Regions from separate parts of the Homo sapiens genome. Here region 2 is linked to region 1. Evidence: chromatin loops called from intact Hi-C (ENCODE). Cell type or tissue: heart left ventricle. All regions are shown on one strand. Each heading gives the region's core, and the rest is flanking DNA. Links, peaks and the distances in the headings are about the cores only.

Evidence for each region. A loop is a pair of places that touch in the nucleus more often than their neighbours do. Peaks named below come from ENCODE experiments on the same cell type or tissue, not always from the same donor. Only the 100,000 strongest peaks of a DNase experiment are listed, where the experiment ranks them.
Region 2: it touches region 1 in a loop (10-fold over the local background); 4 of 110 quality-filtered maps call a loop at or near these places.

The regions. Positions count from the first base shown.
Region 1 is chr18:78,982,631-78,991,243 of GRCh38, reverse strand. All of the region lies in intron 1 of SALL3 (spalt like transcription factor 3), which reads right to left. Among named protein-coding and RNA genes, the nearest start is that of SALL3, 7.1 kb to the right of the region's middle. RefSeq lists enhancers at 5,867-6,381, 7,076-7,834. In heart left ventricle, for the core only: CTCF peaks have their summits at 4,880 (motif pointing right) and 6,079 (motif pointing left); no DNase peak of the experiment used is centred there; H3K27me3 peaks cover 2,500 bases.
Region 2 is chr18:77,745,341-77,753,953 of GRCh38, reverse strand. No RefSeq gene overlaps it. Among named protein-coding and RNA genes, the nearest start is that of LINC01029, 240 kb to the left of the region's middle. RefSeq lists an enhancer at 126-678. In heart left ventricle, for the core only: a CTCF peak has its summit at 4,550 (motif pointing left); no DNase peak of the experiment used is centred there; H3K27me3 peaks cover 1,042 bases.

The sequences.
Region 1 (8,613 bases), core at 3,800-6,299:
AAAATTACATGTTACTGTTATTAGCCAATAGAATTCAGTGGTTTGTTAACAAACTAGAAATTATATATTTAAAGTTCATTTATGTTGACATGTTTAACATGAGAATGTTGTAGTCAGACACACTTTTTGTACCTATTTTCATCTATTCTCATAGAAGACTTAGCAAATTATATGCTTGTGCCATAGTGGAAAACCCTCTAATTGGTTACACATGTTTAATTACTGTTGTAGGCAGCCACTTCCTCCGTCTCCCCTTACCCTCTTGTGCCGAGTAACAACTATGTTTAATGAAGAACTCTAATTCACACCTGATCAAATAAATAGCTATACAGGAATGAGAAACCAACATACAGCAACGTTGCTACCTTCCATTTTTTGGGTGGTTGGGGTGAAAAGTAATTCCCAATAATTACTCAGGTTCTCTGTGCTCGCCTGGATATTACTGACTCGTAACTGCTTTTTGTCAACTTACAGATGGAGTGATGGCAACAAATCAGTTCCAACAGACACAATGACAGCTGCACATCAGCTCTTTGTTAAACGCGCACAGTTGAGTGTGAGAACAAAACATCTTCAAGTCTGTGTCCCCGGAAATAATTTACTGTTAGAACATCAACAAATGCAGCATTTGCTAAAAAGCTCCACATTTGTTGTTGATGTTTAGGGTTCTGGAAAAAGAATAATTTAGCACTGAGTTCAATAGAGAATTCTGATTTTTAAAAAAATGTCCTGTAAAAACATACTTTTCCTCTACTTGAAAAGAAAAATATTTTTTGAGGCTAGTTTGTGACTCACCATGAGGCCATTATTCTCAGGTAATTTATACATGCCTTTAAAAAATTATTAGCAGTGTTCAATTAGCATTTTCTTAACTGGCTAAACCATCTGAAGGGGAAAGAAGTTAGAGCTTGCAGCCCATAAAGCCTGCTAGACTTTTAAACTAAATTCAGCGCCGAAGACCAGACTGCAGCAAGAGGTCTCATTACTGTATGGAGGAAGGAATGTAATAGGTATCTGTAATGAGGTTGACTATAGCTGGAAGCAAAGACACAGCTGATTTATACTGCAGATAGGCACATTAGCAAAATAAATACTCCAAGTACTCAACTTTGCTCAATGTATGCAAAATCTAATTTTAAACCCGCAAAGGTTATGGAATAGGGCAAAGAACAAAAAGAGCCTCAAATCTTCAGGTAATTTCTTAATGACTGATAAAAAGGCCTATCTCAAAATCTAGTCATGTATCTTAAAAATAATCACAAAATGCAAAGAATTTCTACTTTTAAATTTCTTTTTAAGAGTGGAATGTTCTTCAGCAGCCCTGAATGTTTAAAAACAAAAATCTAAGTAGCCACTTAAAAAGTTCATCTGCATTAAACCATCCATACACATCTATATGGCACAGAAATAACTACTGTAACTAAACAAGGAACAGAGTGTTTTAAGGGGTTTTCCAATATTTTGAAACAATGATACAAAATATTTTAAAAAGGAACATCCCAAGAAATTAAATGCTTGTTAATTCCTTGAAACATTTTTTACACTTAACTCCTTACAGGAGATAAAATGTATAACTTATATGCTACACAAAAACATTCAGGTAGTATATATAGTTACAGTTTTACAAAGTGTGTATCTTATTAAAAGAATACTTTTTCTTTATAGGGAATGTGTATTAGGGACAGTTCATTGAGAAAAATGCTTTAAAATTAGGTTGATCCTTGGATCATTTCAAGTGAGTTTAGTGTTGAAAGAATTAACTTACATAACCACAGATACATTTTATCTTTAAAAATGAACATTTCCCAGATTTTGTCACAAACCATAGTGTGTGATAAATATCACTTTTGTTTTTCACAAAGATCTTGTGCTTTTTGCAAAGGTCCTGACCCAAACAAATCTCTATTTACCTTAACAATTTGCATTTTTACATTCCCATTAGTTTTTTTTAAATATGTTAAATATTTTTAGGGTTCACTTCCTAATTCATGGATGTTGGGAAGTGTTTCCACATGTGATTTCACTTTTCCCATTGGTAAGTTTGCTAAATTGCAACTGTTTCTCGATTGTGGAAACCGTGCGTAGAATGTTTAAGCACTTTCTGCCACATAGTAAGTCATTTTGTTTAAAGCAATTATAAGTGATAATTACCAATACAATGAAGATATTCTTTTCAAAGTAAAATAAGCTTCCATTTATTCCTTCAAAATTGAAAAAGGAAATTGTGTTAAAAAATGTCATTGTGACCATTTGGACCTGTTAACAGTTCATTTTGTTAATGAGCCCAAGGAAACAGACTATGCTGGATTTTATAAGCAAAGCTCCGTAATAAATTTGGCTTTTGACTAAAACAGACCTTAAAGGTTATTATTAATGAAGGAAAAAAATTTCAATACAACTCAGATTATTTCAGGCAAATCAGGATCATCATCTATATTTTCTATTGAGGTGTGTATAAAATATCAATGTGATCACCTCAATTGTTCTCGCGTGCCCCAGCTGTGACTGTGTCTCACTATCAACATTTGAATGTGATTAGCATTCCATAAAAGTTGTAGATAAGAACGAATTTCACAACATAGCCCCGAATAAAAGAAATACAGGTAAAAACACTCACGTGTGGAATTGAAACAATCACATATGGAATTGAAATTCTGTCTGCATACTTCAAGAATGTTATTAAACAATAGTAAGCACTTGACTGAACTGGTTGTAGGAAATAACCAAAGTGAACATATTTTACTAAGGACAGAGTTTCCTGAGAACTAGAAAGACATTTTGCTGGCTTGCAGACTGAGGAGTGCTGGCTTCTGATGCATTCTGAAGAATAAGTTCTTATAAACTGCTTCCATGGCCCTTCTCATGATGATGATTAAATGCATATATTACAGTGTTTATGTGCCAATCTGACATTATTTACTTACGTTTAAGTGCTGTCTATAACAAGCAAACCCATATGGGAAAAATCTGCATTTAGTCCACAATTTTATCATATAAACTTCTAAAGCCCTTTAATCCTGCCATCATTTAAAGCCAGTATTATGTCAGATTCAAATGTATTTAACCACCTTTTTAAATTAAACTTGTATTTTGAACTGGCCTGTATGCATGTTCCAAAAATAGAAGTTATTACATTAATTAATATGGCCTAAACTTTTTATGTCAAGGCAAAACCATGTCAGCGAGGCACTGTAACAACAGTACAACAGTGACAAGTTTGAGAAATTTATTTCCAATGCAATTTTCATTTTCTTCCTCTCTTTGTTTAAGGGGCGAATTAAAAAGCAAGCATTGCAAACATTATCATTAATGTCAAAGGAACTTATTTTTTGCACACTATTCAACAGCTAAGAGACGTGAAACTGTAAACAGGCAGGGGATGGGCAGGAATGGGATTTTATTAGAACAAGTTAAGAAAAATGCCAACCAGTTCACCAACTAACAGAACTTAGCGAACACTCTTCCCTTCTTGGTGAATGAGAGTATCTGGCCAGGGCTACTTTTAGGAAGTACCAACCCATTTGCTTCTATGTGAACGTGAAGGTGGCCTCAGGACCTGCTCTGCCACAACCCGCCTTAGCTGATCTCAAATTAAGTATCACACCCATGGTGCCATGTTGGCCATCTGCACTACACAGGATAAAAATATAGTTTTTTTTTCCATTTAATTTACAGTGATCCCAATATCTGCTGTTTACACCTAGATTTTCAGGGCCTCTATTACCATGTGCACATTCCTTCCTGTCTGTGTTTCTCAGTTGTACAGAAGAGGGGAGGAAGGTCCCACAGGCCTTTCAGAGAAAACCTCTAACAAAAGCATAGCTTCAAAGACGATAGTTAAAAAAAATATGTATTTTCCCCTTCTAACTAATAAAATATACACAGAATGTTTAACAAAAATGTTCCTATTCTTAGGAGTGACTCTTGGTGTGAAAGGAACCCCTCAGACTGTCTGTTTTTGGTCTTCGCTCAGCTTTAATCCCTGGTCTGTTATAGAATCTATCTATCTTCTATCAGAATGACAGGCAGAATTTTTAGCCTGGATGATCTTTTTAAAGCCACAAGTGAAAAACATCATTGTAATATGTGTGTGTAAAATACAGCTATGTGATTTCCAAGCAAACTAATCCTCTGATTTGGTTTTACATGAGAAATTACATGAGAAAAAACCTAAAACAGGTTTTTTTTTTAAAAATAAGTTTACTTAGAATAATATTAAAATGCTCAATTTTTACATAAATTTTGTGTATGAAATATATAACTTAAGATATGCTGTGTATACCTATATAATATTTAAGACGATGCTTTCTTCAAAAATTTCAAGCTACAGTTCTTGGCATTTCAAGTACAGTGGTTTTTAAGTAAGCTAACCAATTACAAAGTAGTATTAATATAGGTGTTCTGTAATTTCCTTTATCAATCTCAAAAGCTCACCTTCAATACACTTTTGCTGCATGTTTTTTACTCATTACAATGAACAAGAGAAGCAGAATTTGTTTAGTGCAGGGAAAGGGTTGTTAACTTATCCACTTCAATGAGTAACTTTAAAATGCCACGTGGATCTTCAGGAAAGGAAGACGGACTTTTTCCTTTGCCTTTCCATCTCTTAAAAATCCAGAAAGCATTTTTTTCCAGTTTTCCTAAATTGTTAGGAGACACTTATTTTCTTGCAAATTAATTCTTTTTAACTCCTTATGATAGCTTTGAATCCCATAAAGAAAGATGAATTATCACATACTGAGCCCAAGCTGTGAAACAGGAGGAGACAAATAGAGACCCCTACTGTGTTTAACAATGTAGAAGAAATTCCAGACGCAATAGAAAAATTTTCTGTCCTTTTCCCGAGACCTCAGAGTGTGTACGCACAGCGCTGAACAGTGGAGGGCACTCTTGCCATGCTCAACGCGGCTCTGACCACACACTCCCGCGCGTCGACGCCATGGCCCACACCTCAAATTTGTTAAGTCACGACCACCTGTGGCACAGTCACCAACTGTCTTCTGCTTAAAACATTTGCAGTTTTTAACCTGTGCAGTGAAGCACCCGGGAGGAGACACGGTTGCCTTTATGGGTACATGCAGATGGGAGCTGGACAGCACTCGCATTTGCTTTAACTATCTGCCCTCGACGCTGCTTCAAATAATAAGACGTTTGTTACACTTCAAGGTTGCACAATAGTTCTTTCATTTAGATGTTATGCTGTCATCACACTTATAAGGAACGCGTGTGTATCACTATCTATGCCTAATGAAAAATACGCAGACCTGAAATATGTCAGCTGATGCAAACAATTTCAATCGAAATTTGATGAGGGGGTGAAAACAAGGTTTTGCTAAATCACTTTTGGTGAAGATGCAGATGGTTTACATTCAAAGGCTGTGGTCTCACTGATCCGACACATGAAATTAAACGTGCTATTTCATGACATGCCTACTTGAAAGCACCCAAACACTGTCCATTTTTCAAATCCACTATGCATAGAAATAAATACGCAAAACCACTTAGACATATAAATGCCTACATGTAAATAGCTCTAGAGGGGCACATGAGCCACGCTGCGTCCAGAAGCAAGGCTACCATCAGCTGTGACCATCAGCCCGCTCACACTCGGGATCAGGCGATGGAATCATTTCCATCATTTGTCAGCACTTCATGGCACTTTCATTTCTACAGGCAAAGTTTGCACATATGCAAAAAATCATCCTGGAAAAGCCACTGCCCTGGGTCGTTGAAGCCAGTGACTCTGCACGTATACAGATCCTACAACAGAATTACCAAACAGTGCGGTGAAGGTCACTCTCGAAAAGACCAGTAACGCCGACGAATCACGACAAAGTGCCGCGGCACCTGCAGGGTTAATTAAACAGTTCAAGATGCAATAACGACACAAAAGAAAGCCGTTTTCTCTTCTTCTTTAAGAACTATAAACACTTGTGCTGAACTAGATGGCGTCTGAGAAGCCGTGCAGCACGGCGCAAGCTCGCGGGATCTCTAGTTAACACTCAGATTCAGTGTTAACACTTAACAGAACAGTGGTGAGCCCTGTTGCCAAGGTCAACAGCACAGATGCACTAATTGTATTATGAGCTTGACATCTAGTGGCCACCCCTGGCAGGGCAAAGCAGGCAAAGGTTAAATCAGCAAGGCTTGTCAAAGCACTTCTAACTACCCACCTTCAGGGAGAGACGGTCGGAAGCTGGCCAGCACTCTGCAACCCCACCTTTTCAGACATCAGACAAAAAGGCTTTCTGCGCCGAGCTGGCTGCTAATGCTCGCAGAGAATGCGAAGGGGGTAGGGATTTTAGATAGTAAGCAGAACTAATCTGAAGGTGATTGAAAAAGACAGGCCCACAGAGGAAAATATTTAGACACCACACTGGCATTATCGGATCCCCTTGGTGGACACCGTCTCAGTCTGGAGAACGCCTCCCTTTAATTAAGAAACAAATCAATCTTCATCTCTAACATAGAAACCATTCCATTATTTTATTACAATTAATATTTTATACTTTCTGGCATGTGACTGGCCTGGTTTGCTTAGAAATCAGTTAGCTGCATTTTAAATCATAAATGTGTCGAAATTACATGAGAAATAACCCTAGACAGGTTTTTTTTTTTAAATAAAAGTTTACTTGGAACATTAAATTGCTCAATTTTTACATACAGTTTGTTTCATTGTGTATGAAATGTGTAATAATTAAGGTATGCTGTAATTACAAACCTGTCCTTCCAAGACTAAAACATGTTGGTCTTATTCTGGCAACTACTGAACAAATCATGTAGGAAAATAAAACTAATAAAAACAAAAAATCCTTCCTGTTATATTTAAAAGTTATGCTTCTTGAAACTATCTTGCAGCACTGAAAGATGGTGCATATCCTCATTAGAAGTGAAAAAGATTTTTATTGTACTTAAATAAAAGCTGGTGCCAATACTTTTAAGAATGCTAAATTCCAACTAATGGTCAGCACACAGAATAGAAACCCTGGTTGTGCTTTTGCTGAATTCCCCCCAAAAGAAAATATTCTTAGGGCTACCTGGAAATGAATGGTACAGCTTCTTAGAGATTGCAGTTGGAAATGAAATTTGACCCACTTTTACCATCATCTTGTATACAAAAAAGAATCAGCTTGCTAAGTAATTCCTGCTGTTACTCCATACCTTTTTCTGGCTTTGAACAACAGATCTAAAAATATTGGATAATGCATATGCCATGGAAGTTGAAAACGTACTGCACATAAAATTCGAGAACTGTTACATAATCAGCTCTCTCTCTCTGCAAGCTGGGAATTAATTGGTATGCTTTTTTGTTGATCACAGAAACGTGCACTTTTAAATAGGTTAAGTTTTTTAATGTTGTTTTTAAAAGAAATGTTGGCAAAGTCTTCTTTTCCTCTCCCCTCACCCAACCCGGTTACTTACTTTTTACCTTTCATGTTTCAGAGAAAGCAATCTGCCTGTGAATGTTAGAAAGTAGCTCCTGCATTGTTCCTTTTGGTATGCTGAATTGTAAATGTGTGTAGTGTGCTGGGGGAGCACTGAGGGCAAACCATGCATATACAGATAAAAGAAAAAGATCCTGCGCCAAGCACTGGTGGCCGAGCTTCTTTCCCTTAATTCAAACACAGTCTGTGAAAACCACTGGTAAATTCTTAAATCACATGCTCAACACATTTAAAAGGATTTTTAAGACAGCCATATACTTCTAAGTTGGCAGAAAAAAAAACACACTTTGAAGCAATTAGTGCTAACAAACAAAATACAGGATGGTAAATGGTTTTAAATTATAATACCCTTTTGTTCCTTCTTAAATACATATTTTCTAACAACAACAAAATACATCTTTCTTAAATTATATTTTATACAATAAAGAATAGCAGTATTGTATCTTTTAAAGTTCTTAGTGGGCATATAACTGTCATTGGAAGTTTTAATTAATTTTTCTTAGAACAAAAATATTCAGCTGGCTCACAGGATTACTAGTGGCGCAAAGTTCACTGGATCCTAAAGCTGCAGCGCCTTTCTTCTAAAATAGGAATGAGATCATTTGCAAGTAAGTAATTTTAAAAAGCAATTTCTGTTAGGAATGTCTCAATGACTTAATTTTTTTTTTTAACAAAAGCATGACTTTAGAACTTTACATAAATTATCCTTACTTTTTCTCATTCTAGACACGTCATGTTTCATTCCTGTAGTGGTAAGGTTTGGGTAGCACCAGTTATTTTTGTATAGAATCTTTTCATTGCTTCAAAAATAAATCATAATTCTTTTTTAAGAGATACAGGCTTTGTGCTGTAAATTAATGTGAGTGCATCTCTGTCCCCCATTATACTAAACATTTTTGCATAGAATATTTGTTCTGCAGGACATTATCAGTAGCTTTCCATTTTACTGCATGTAGATGGACCTGCTGCTTTAATTAATATGTCACTCCCCGAGTGATACAAAGGAATTATTTACCTCGTTTCTAAAACACTAAACTAACTGAGCTCACTTGCAACTTCCGGCACGGTCTGTTTATTTCCATTGCATTTAACAAAATTAAAATTTTGAGGAGATCTGACTCAGGTTGGAGTAATTTGGTTTCCACACCCATTTACCTTTTTATAATTT
Region 2 (8,613 bases), core at 3,511-6,010, 1.2 Mb after region 1:
TTCTAGTCAGCTGTGAACAATCAGGTGTGCCTGGGAGCCTGTGCCTCCCACACTATGAGGGGCATCCTGGTGTGGCAAGACCAGTCTACAGGGAGCTCTCTGTCCCAACACGGCCATGCCTGCTGCTCTTTCCTTTTCCCGTAACTAACTCTGCACCCATCCTCCTGCAGCTGGCCGCCCGCTCTGTGCACATGTGCTCATCCGTGTGCCGGCTCTTGTGCGGGCCAGGAAGGCATCCCACACCCCTCCAGGTGGCCTGCCGAGCTGGGCTTCGTAACTTCAGTAAACACAGGGTAGAGGCTCCTCTTCCTCTGTGAGGGCAATGTCTTGAGAGCAAAGGAGATGCATTCACACACGTAGACTAGAACATCACAAGCTGCACTGACCCATTGGAATCCACTCTTGGGCATAGCTGTGACCGATGTTTCCATGATTCTGTGCCAGTGTTAGCTTTATGCTTGAGGGAGTTTAATTACAATTTGGAAAAATCATGAAAATTTGGAGTCGTCAACATTGTAGATCATCATCATCATCATCAATAAGTACATTTCTGAGTCTATCTCAGGCTTGCTGTGAGTCCAGTTTCGTGCTTCCTTGGGGCGGCAGGAGAAGGGAGGTTGTTGCTGCTGGGTGGAACGGGCTGGAACCTGCAGCTCCAGGAAGGCCAGGAAAGACATGGAATGCCATCCACAGGATCAGGTACAGATAGGTGGCCATGAGGTTAGGGTTAGGGTTAGGGTGGCCACAAGGCCAACTTATCTGTGGAACTGGAAAACCTTAAAAGGCCCTGGAAGTTCACTCTGTGAAAGATAGCTACTATTCCTTTAATATCCTAAACACATGATCTACTTATTAACAGAAAACTGGATTCTAAGCCATTTAGAAGCCATGCTCAAATCATGATTGAACAACCCCCCCCCAACATTTTCTAAATTGCATCCATATTGTTCTTCTTATGTATTTCTTTCTACTTTCTTAGGCATTTTAGGAGGCGAATTCATTGATATCCAGCATCAATGCTGTTTATCATGTGGTTGTTTTATCGGCTTCTATCTGCCATGTTTATCACTCTGTTGCAGCAGCTGCTCGTTTCTCCATTTATTCTTGTACTTACATCTTTTAAATAAACTGTCCAGTATTTCCCCTCAAAAATATAGAATTTTATTAATGTAACCTCACTGATTTTACAGAGAAACCCATCTCTACAAGTTGCAGGATGTGCATCCATCTTTTAGTGGCTGCAAAACCAAAGACTCACTGTCTCATTTTTCTCTTCTGTAGAATGAGGGGATTAGATTAGCCGCTTCTCCACAGTTCCATATGGCATGAGTTTTAATACATACTAGTTATTAGTTACATAGGTGTTTATTCTATCCTCCCTGAACCCTTGTATGTTCAGAGGCTGTGAGTGATTCCCTACTCGTGGGTAAGAACACTCTCAGCTGATAGTAATTAAGCAATTGAGCATGTGCTGGAGAAAATACCACAACAATGAATAACAGAACATTCCTCAGCACTGGGAATTTTTTAGCAGAATATTTCCTCCATCGTACTCAACATTTTAGTCTGAATACAAAGGGGAAAAGAGACTTTCTTAATATAGCAGGAGCATAATGTCATTTTCAAAATAACTTTGCTCAAAATAATAACAGAGCAAAATAAACTAATTATAGAAGAATTAGTATCTAAACATTATTATCTCTCAATCAAAGTCAAGATGACCCCACACCATAGGTACCCATCAAACAGGGCAGCATTTTCCAAGACACAGAGTCTAGTTATTCAAAGATGACTGTATTTTGCTCACAAAGAAATCCTAAAACTTGCTGGCTTCCTTTCTCCCAGATTCTTGGTTGCTTCCCCTCCTTCAGACAACATTCCTGCTCCCTGGCAATTTACATATTTGTCCACATTGACCTCTCCAAAGATTCACATCTAGTTTGTTGAGCATTTTTAAGCATTCATTGTGTAGATATTATGGAGGATCTGCACCAAACATTTAATTGCAGATTTTTGTGCAAGATGCTGAATTCACATTCTCTGGTTCCTGAGGCCTCTTTAAGCCCATGGTGCACTTGTGTGTAGGGATGAGCGTCTCACGGCCCAGTTCTTCCTGCTCTATTGCTGGCTGCTGGACCAGCAGTGGGTCTGTGTGAATGCCCTGGGGTGGCTGCTGCAAAGGACCACAGATTAGTGACTTAAGACCACAGAAATATATTCACTCACAGCTCGGGAGGCCAGACATCTGAAACCAAGGCCTCAGAAGGGCTGGCTCCTTCTGGAGACTTCTTTAGCTCTGGTGGCTCCAAGCATTCCCCGGCTGGCAGACACATCACTCCAATCTCTGCCCCCACCATCACATGGTCTTCTCCATGCATCTCTGTCTCTTCTCCTGTAAGGACACCAGTCATCAGATTTAGGGCCTACTATAAACCAATATGTCCTAATCTTGACTTAAAAGATACTGTTTCCAAATAAGGTCATCCTTGGGGGTTCTGGGTGGACATGGACTTAGTAGGGGAGCACTCTTCACCCATGCCAGGGCCTGGAAGCCTTCCTGAGTTCTCCCAGCCTCAGCTTTCCTTTCCTTGTCCTGTGTTCACTCTGAGACCTCAGTGTTCAGCTTGCGGGTGTTAATAAAGGGCCCTCTACCTGTGTGCGAAGGTCCAGCTACAATGGCTTCCAGCCAGGAGGATGTCTTTCCCTCTCGGAGCCAAAGTCCCACATAGTTGACAACACTTTTGAAGAGCGACCTGATTTGAAATTCTCTAATAGGACACAAGTGAATTGCTGCATATTGCAGATAAAATATCCCAAAGGAGTCCATTAAAATAACTGATAATGTAATGCATAACTGTAAACCATCTCTGCCTCCTTTACTGGGCGCTGCTGGCAGGTTCATAACCTCATCAGGAAACTTCCTTGCCCAGGTCCCAATCTTGAGAAAGGTATTTATGACACAGATTTCACTTACTACAAAGACATTTGAGGTTTTATTTTTTGCTTTTTTTTTAGGTTTAGAAAAGTTCTGAATTTTACTCTGTATTTTCAAAAGGAAAAAGTTGAGCATTTGAATGTAGTCAATATTTTGTGTACCACATTGCTTCTGCACTGTATATATCCTATGTGTAAATCCATTTTAAAACACTGATAGGAAAAGAGTTCATCTCCTGTCTGGAAACATTGTAAAGGTTCTAGGCCTTGAGCTGAGACAGAGCTGGTAGGTAGTGAAGTCAAGTTTCAAGTTATTTTTCCCCAGCTTCCACGAGGAGCTCTTCTGGGACACCAGGGCTCATGATAGGAGATGCACCTCCCCAACCCCCCAAGTCATGTTCCTCTCTCTGCCCCGCAGTATGGAAAGGGGGGAAATTTTATGGGTGCCTTCCTGCTGTAAGAAATACCATCCATATTGTCAGGCAACTAAGGTCAACTTCAAATGGAAAAATCCAGAAGAATAGAAGAACATGTTCCATATTTTCACAGCATTATTATCTCTGAGCGTACAGACCATGCATCATTTTTGTTTTCTTCTGTTGCCTTTATTCCATGGCCCAAATCCTTTATAATAGGTTAGTATACTTTTGAATAATATTTTTAATGTTGACTTAAAAATGCAGTTTTCCTCTCTGGTTTTGCACACACCCGGCACACAGCTTTTGCTTGTCAGCTCTCACTTCCTTTCCACATCTGTGCAGAAGCTTGGTCCACTTCTCACCCTTTTTCCAGCTGTAACCACTGAAGAGGCTTTGGAAACAGACTCCTCCTGCACACAATTCAGCCCTGTCTGCTGAGCGTGGAGCAGCAGACACCAACACCAGCCTGTCTGCATCATGGACTGGGGTTCCAGCCCAGGCCGCTCACAGCTGGAGTCTTGGGGGTCATCGTACAATGTGCTTCTTCCGCGGGGCTCGGCAATTGTGGAAATACCAGTGATAAATATTAAATAATAACTTCGTGCCAAACCACCGGGAAAATGAAGCAAGCATTCAGCAGCTCTCCTAATCCCTCCTTTCATTCCTGCTGTGGAGTGGTCTAGCAACGACGCACTAAGCAGCAGAATAGAGCCGCGGGGACGAAGGTTCGGGGCCTCTTACCGAGTTGTTTGTGCACTGATTGCCAGGTACACCTGGCCGCTGTATTTAGATTTGTGCATTTCTTTGTTTCTTTCCACGTACATATTTAGGTGATTCAAATGGGAGAACGACATTTTTAAAGCCTGCATCAACACACACATATGACTCTTCCTTGGAAAATGGCAGTTTGTGATTTTTTCTTTTTATACGAACCAGTACTTAGAGATGACTTTATATCAAATAACGTAACTTTTTTCTGTAAATTTAGCATCATCTAAAAAAATTCAAGCTAGTATTTTTGGCCCTTATTCAACTATTTTTTTAAAGAATAAAAAATTGCTTCTGGTGATTCCTAGCTTTTAAAATACACACGTATCCTCTTGGTAATGAGTAAGTGTAAATTTATCCTCAATATTTAAGCAGGTCCAGTTTGGAATCCTCCCCTCACTTGTCTTGGGCCCAGTGCCCTCTGGTGGCTTTCCCTGAAAGTGCGGCTCCAGGTGGCGGTCTCCCGGGGGCCCGTGGGGCTGGGAAGCGCTGGCCCCTCTCTGCACATCTAGAGATGTTTTTCTGATATGTACTGAATGCTTTGGAGACGTATGTAAAGAATATTATCTTTCAGCTAAAAACTCTCAAGAATGTCTCCATTGTGTATTGACATGTTATTTTTAGCAAAAGGATAATTCTTGTATGCTACATGAACTAAATTCAATCCATTACACCATGCTGGGAAAAATATCAAAACTACACCCTAGTTGGCCTCTGAAAAACTTAATAAAAAATGTAAAAATAAGAGAAAAAGAACAACTGGCTAAGAGTGTAGAAAAAACCAAAGTGTTCCAAAGTAACTCCCCTACAGGTTACAACCTTTCCGCAGAAGCACTGCTCCTTTCTCTAAGAGTCATACAAGGTGTCCTGCAAAGACAGTCACGTCAGCATGACAGCCGAGGCTCTCCCGGGCCACCAGGCTTCTGACCACTTTCTTGCCAGGCAGAGGGAGAAGGAGGCCAGGCGGACGACTTCTAGAATTCGGCTCGAGTGACGAGAAGAAAGTGCTGGAAGACATCAGGCCAAAGGGAATCATGCCTCTGATATGCACACGGGGAGTTGGGGGAATTTCTTGCACAAAATGCAAATCAGTAAATATTAGTTAACTAAGCAAAACATTCAATCTTTTGAAATTTTGTTAAAGAAAGCAAAATTTGATAACCCATGTTTTTAATTTGGCCCCCAAAATCTATATGCTTGTCCAGGCACAGCTGGTAAGGGAACCCCTGCTGGGGGTGCTGCTTCCATTAATGATGTGCTTGATTTCGCTGTGACCACCGAGCAATGCTCAGTAGCACGGCACATCTCTGGGCCGTAGCTAAAGCACTTGTTCCTCGTGGGCTAACTGGACTTGATGCTCTCAGTCCCCTGTGTGGTAGTTACTAATCTTACCATTATCTGGAAGAAGGTTCAGTTTCTACACCTGGTCTGTATAGGAGACACCTGAGTCTTTTGAATTCTAAAAGCAATGTTGAGGTGCAGCAACAATAGGCTTTGCAGTCGGAGTAAGTTTCCTCAACGATTAAATTACATATTGCAAGCAAGCCTAACCAAGGCAAGGAAACACAGCACGTGCTTAATATACTGCTGATTTGCATGTCTTCACATCTGGTCCCAGATTCCAAGTTCTTTCCTCTCTAACTCACTGACTGTGTCGCTGTGGCCTTCCTCTGGTATTCATCCTTTGTCTTCCTGAGCTGGTGGAAGCTCCCTGAGTGTTACCTACTTATTTGTCTCTGTGCCTTCCACTCACGCGCACCCATCCCAGCAGTATCCTCCCTCCGCCTTGGACATGACGTTACTCATAGCTCACTCATCGTCCTGCCCCTTGGTGGCCTTCCACACCACTGGAGCCCTCCCACCTGACCTCACCTGATGTGGCATATGGGGCTTCCTCACAGCTCCTTCACACTCTACTGGACTTTCTTATCTCTCACTGTGTGTGAGCCTTTAAGGGCATTATTTGTGTTTGTTCTTATGTAGCTACCAACTAGACCAATGCCTTCCCTTGGTAGGGACCACACTTAAAGCATGTTAAGTGTACAGACAAATAGACAAAGCAGTGTCCCGCTCCTGACAGTTAAATAAAACATCGATGTAAAGCAAAATAACCACCCTCAGGATGTGTGGCTGCTCAGTGAGATGTGTGCCTGGAAGGAAAAGCACAGAGCTCTATGGGCTGGGGGCAGGAAGTGACCCTGGAGAAGCGCACCTGGAGGAGTCTGCTGAGATCTGAAGGATGAGGCTGCGGGAAAGAAGGAAAGAGGGAGAGCAGCGTGGTCCAGGAAGACGTGGCACGCAGAAGAAATGTGTGGAAGGCTGGGTTGGGGGAGGCAAGAAGCACAGAGGTGCCCTTGGGACCATGGACAGGACCTGGGCATTCACCCTGAGGGCAGCCAGCACTTTTCAGTGGGGACAGCAGAAAGCAGGCAGCATGGTGAGCAGAGGTGCTTTTGAAGAATGTCGCTTTGGCTCCTGGATGAACAACCAAGGGTGGTGAGCTCTGGGTGGGTGAGGACATTCAGACAGCTGGCTGGGGTCTGGTAGGTGCACAGGTGGGAAGAGGTAATGAAGAACTGCTAGGGTTCTGGCTCAAACAACAGGTTTGAGGTCAGTGACAGAGAAAACACCTGAATCGACCCAGATTTGAGGGGTCCTGTGTCCATACATGCCTGCTTTGGATTTTCTTTGAGATATCCACATGACGAATAGATTTAGAGACTCAAAGCTCACAGGAAAGCTTTGGTCTGAAAACAAGGGTTTAGGAAAGTAAATCAAACAGGTCAGTGTGAAGAGTCGCTGGGCAGCGCTGGGGGCCCAGCTCACGTGTGCGGTCAGGAAATGTGCCACAGCTCAGATGGGCTGAAAGAATGGCTACAGTGGGATGGACGTGGCCGTGAAGCACAAATACTCTGAAAAAAACTTGGCACTATTGGGTAAAAATGAAGATCTACCACCTCGCAATTTCTCCCCTAAGTGTGTCTTGGAGAAACGGTTGTGTGTGTGAACCGATAAGCATGTGTGTATAGTTCCATCCATACATATGGATGTTTTAGTCTTTGTGTTTGGATAGGGACTTCAGGTTCTTTTAATTTTTGGCTTTTACACATAATTCTGTTATGAATATATATGTATGTGTATATATATATAATTGTGTATATATAATTATGAGAGGCAAACATTCAAACAATTTAATTGCATGTTTATCATAGAACAGAGATCTAATTTCTGGCATAATTCAATTGAATACTCTAGAAACAGAGTAAATAATATCAACCTATTCATAACAAAATACGTTAACCTTAAAAACATTATATTTGCAAAGTAAGGAAGGCACACAATAATACATAGAGTATAATTTCTATTCATGTCAAGAAACAGGCAAAATGAAATGATCAGTATTTTGGATATGGAATGGCACTTTAATTAAAAGCTAGGAAATGATGATCAGGAGGGGCAGAAGAGTGGTTTCCATGAGAGGAATGATGGGTTGTGATCAGGAACTAGAAGCCAAGGGGATTTGGTTCTTCCTTTTTTATACAAGCTGAGGACCTCAGTCTTTTAATTGGTAAAATTAGACTTCTCAAATGTGATGAGATTAATGATACAGTTTGATTAAAATCTAACATCTTTCTTTCAGTTTTCTGTTTATTTCATCTTTTATTTACTTATTTTTTCCTCTTTTCTTCCTTCTTTTGGTTTAACTGATCATTTGCTATGGTTCCATTTTATCTCCACTGTTGATGTATTCATGCCTTTAAAAAACAATTAAAGATGGCCTAGCATTTACAATATACATCTTTAATTACTCAGAGCTAGCCTTCAAGTAATGTTGCACTGCTCACAACAGTAACATGGCCTGATCTCCAAATTTGGTCCTTTGTACTTGCAGGGACTCTGCATTTCAAAACTCTCTGCTTTCATTACAAGTGCGTTCCCACAGTAGCTTTACTTGACATGAGTGATCATTGTTTTCCATGGTCTCTGGACATTTTCTTCTTCTCTCCATCATCTTCAAAACATTGAGGAGAAGCATTTCTTCTCTGAACGCCCCCTTGTGTTCCTGTTGCTCTCTATCCCAATATGGCCACTACAACTGTTTTGCAAAGTCATACAGAGCTTCAGGCCACAGACTTCTCCTGCCACTCAGACCTCCTTTGCCTCCCATTCTTTCCCAGCCACAAGCCCTTCCTTGGCCTTCCAGCCACTGAACAGAAGAGCTCCTCCTCTTCCTCCTCCACTTTCTCCTCCCCATCGTATTCCCCTTCCTCCTCCGCCTACTCCGCTCATCTTCCCCTTGCTCCAACTTCCCTTCCACACTCAACAGCAACCTGTGATCTTCCAGAAGATAGGGACTTAGGTTACTTTGTGTTCTATCTTCTGCCACACGTGAATATTACTCAGGAAGAAGATATTGAACAAATATTTCATGAGTACAAGGATGACATTCGCTATGTTTAAGGTAACACAACACAAGAACAGTCCGCTTTGT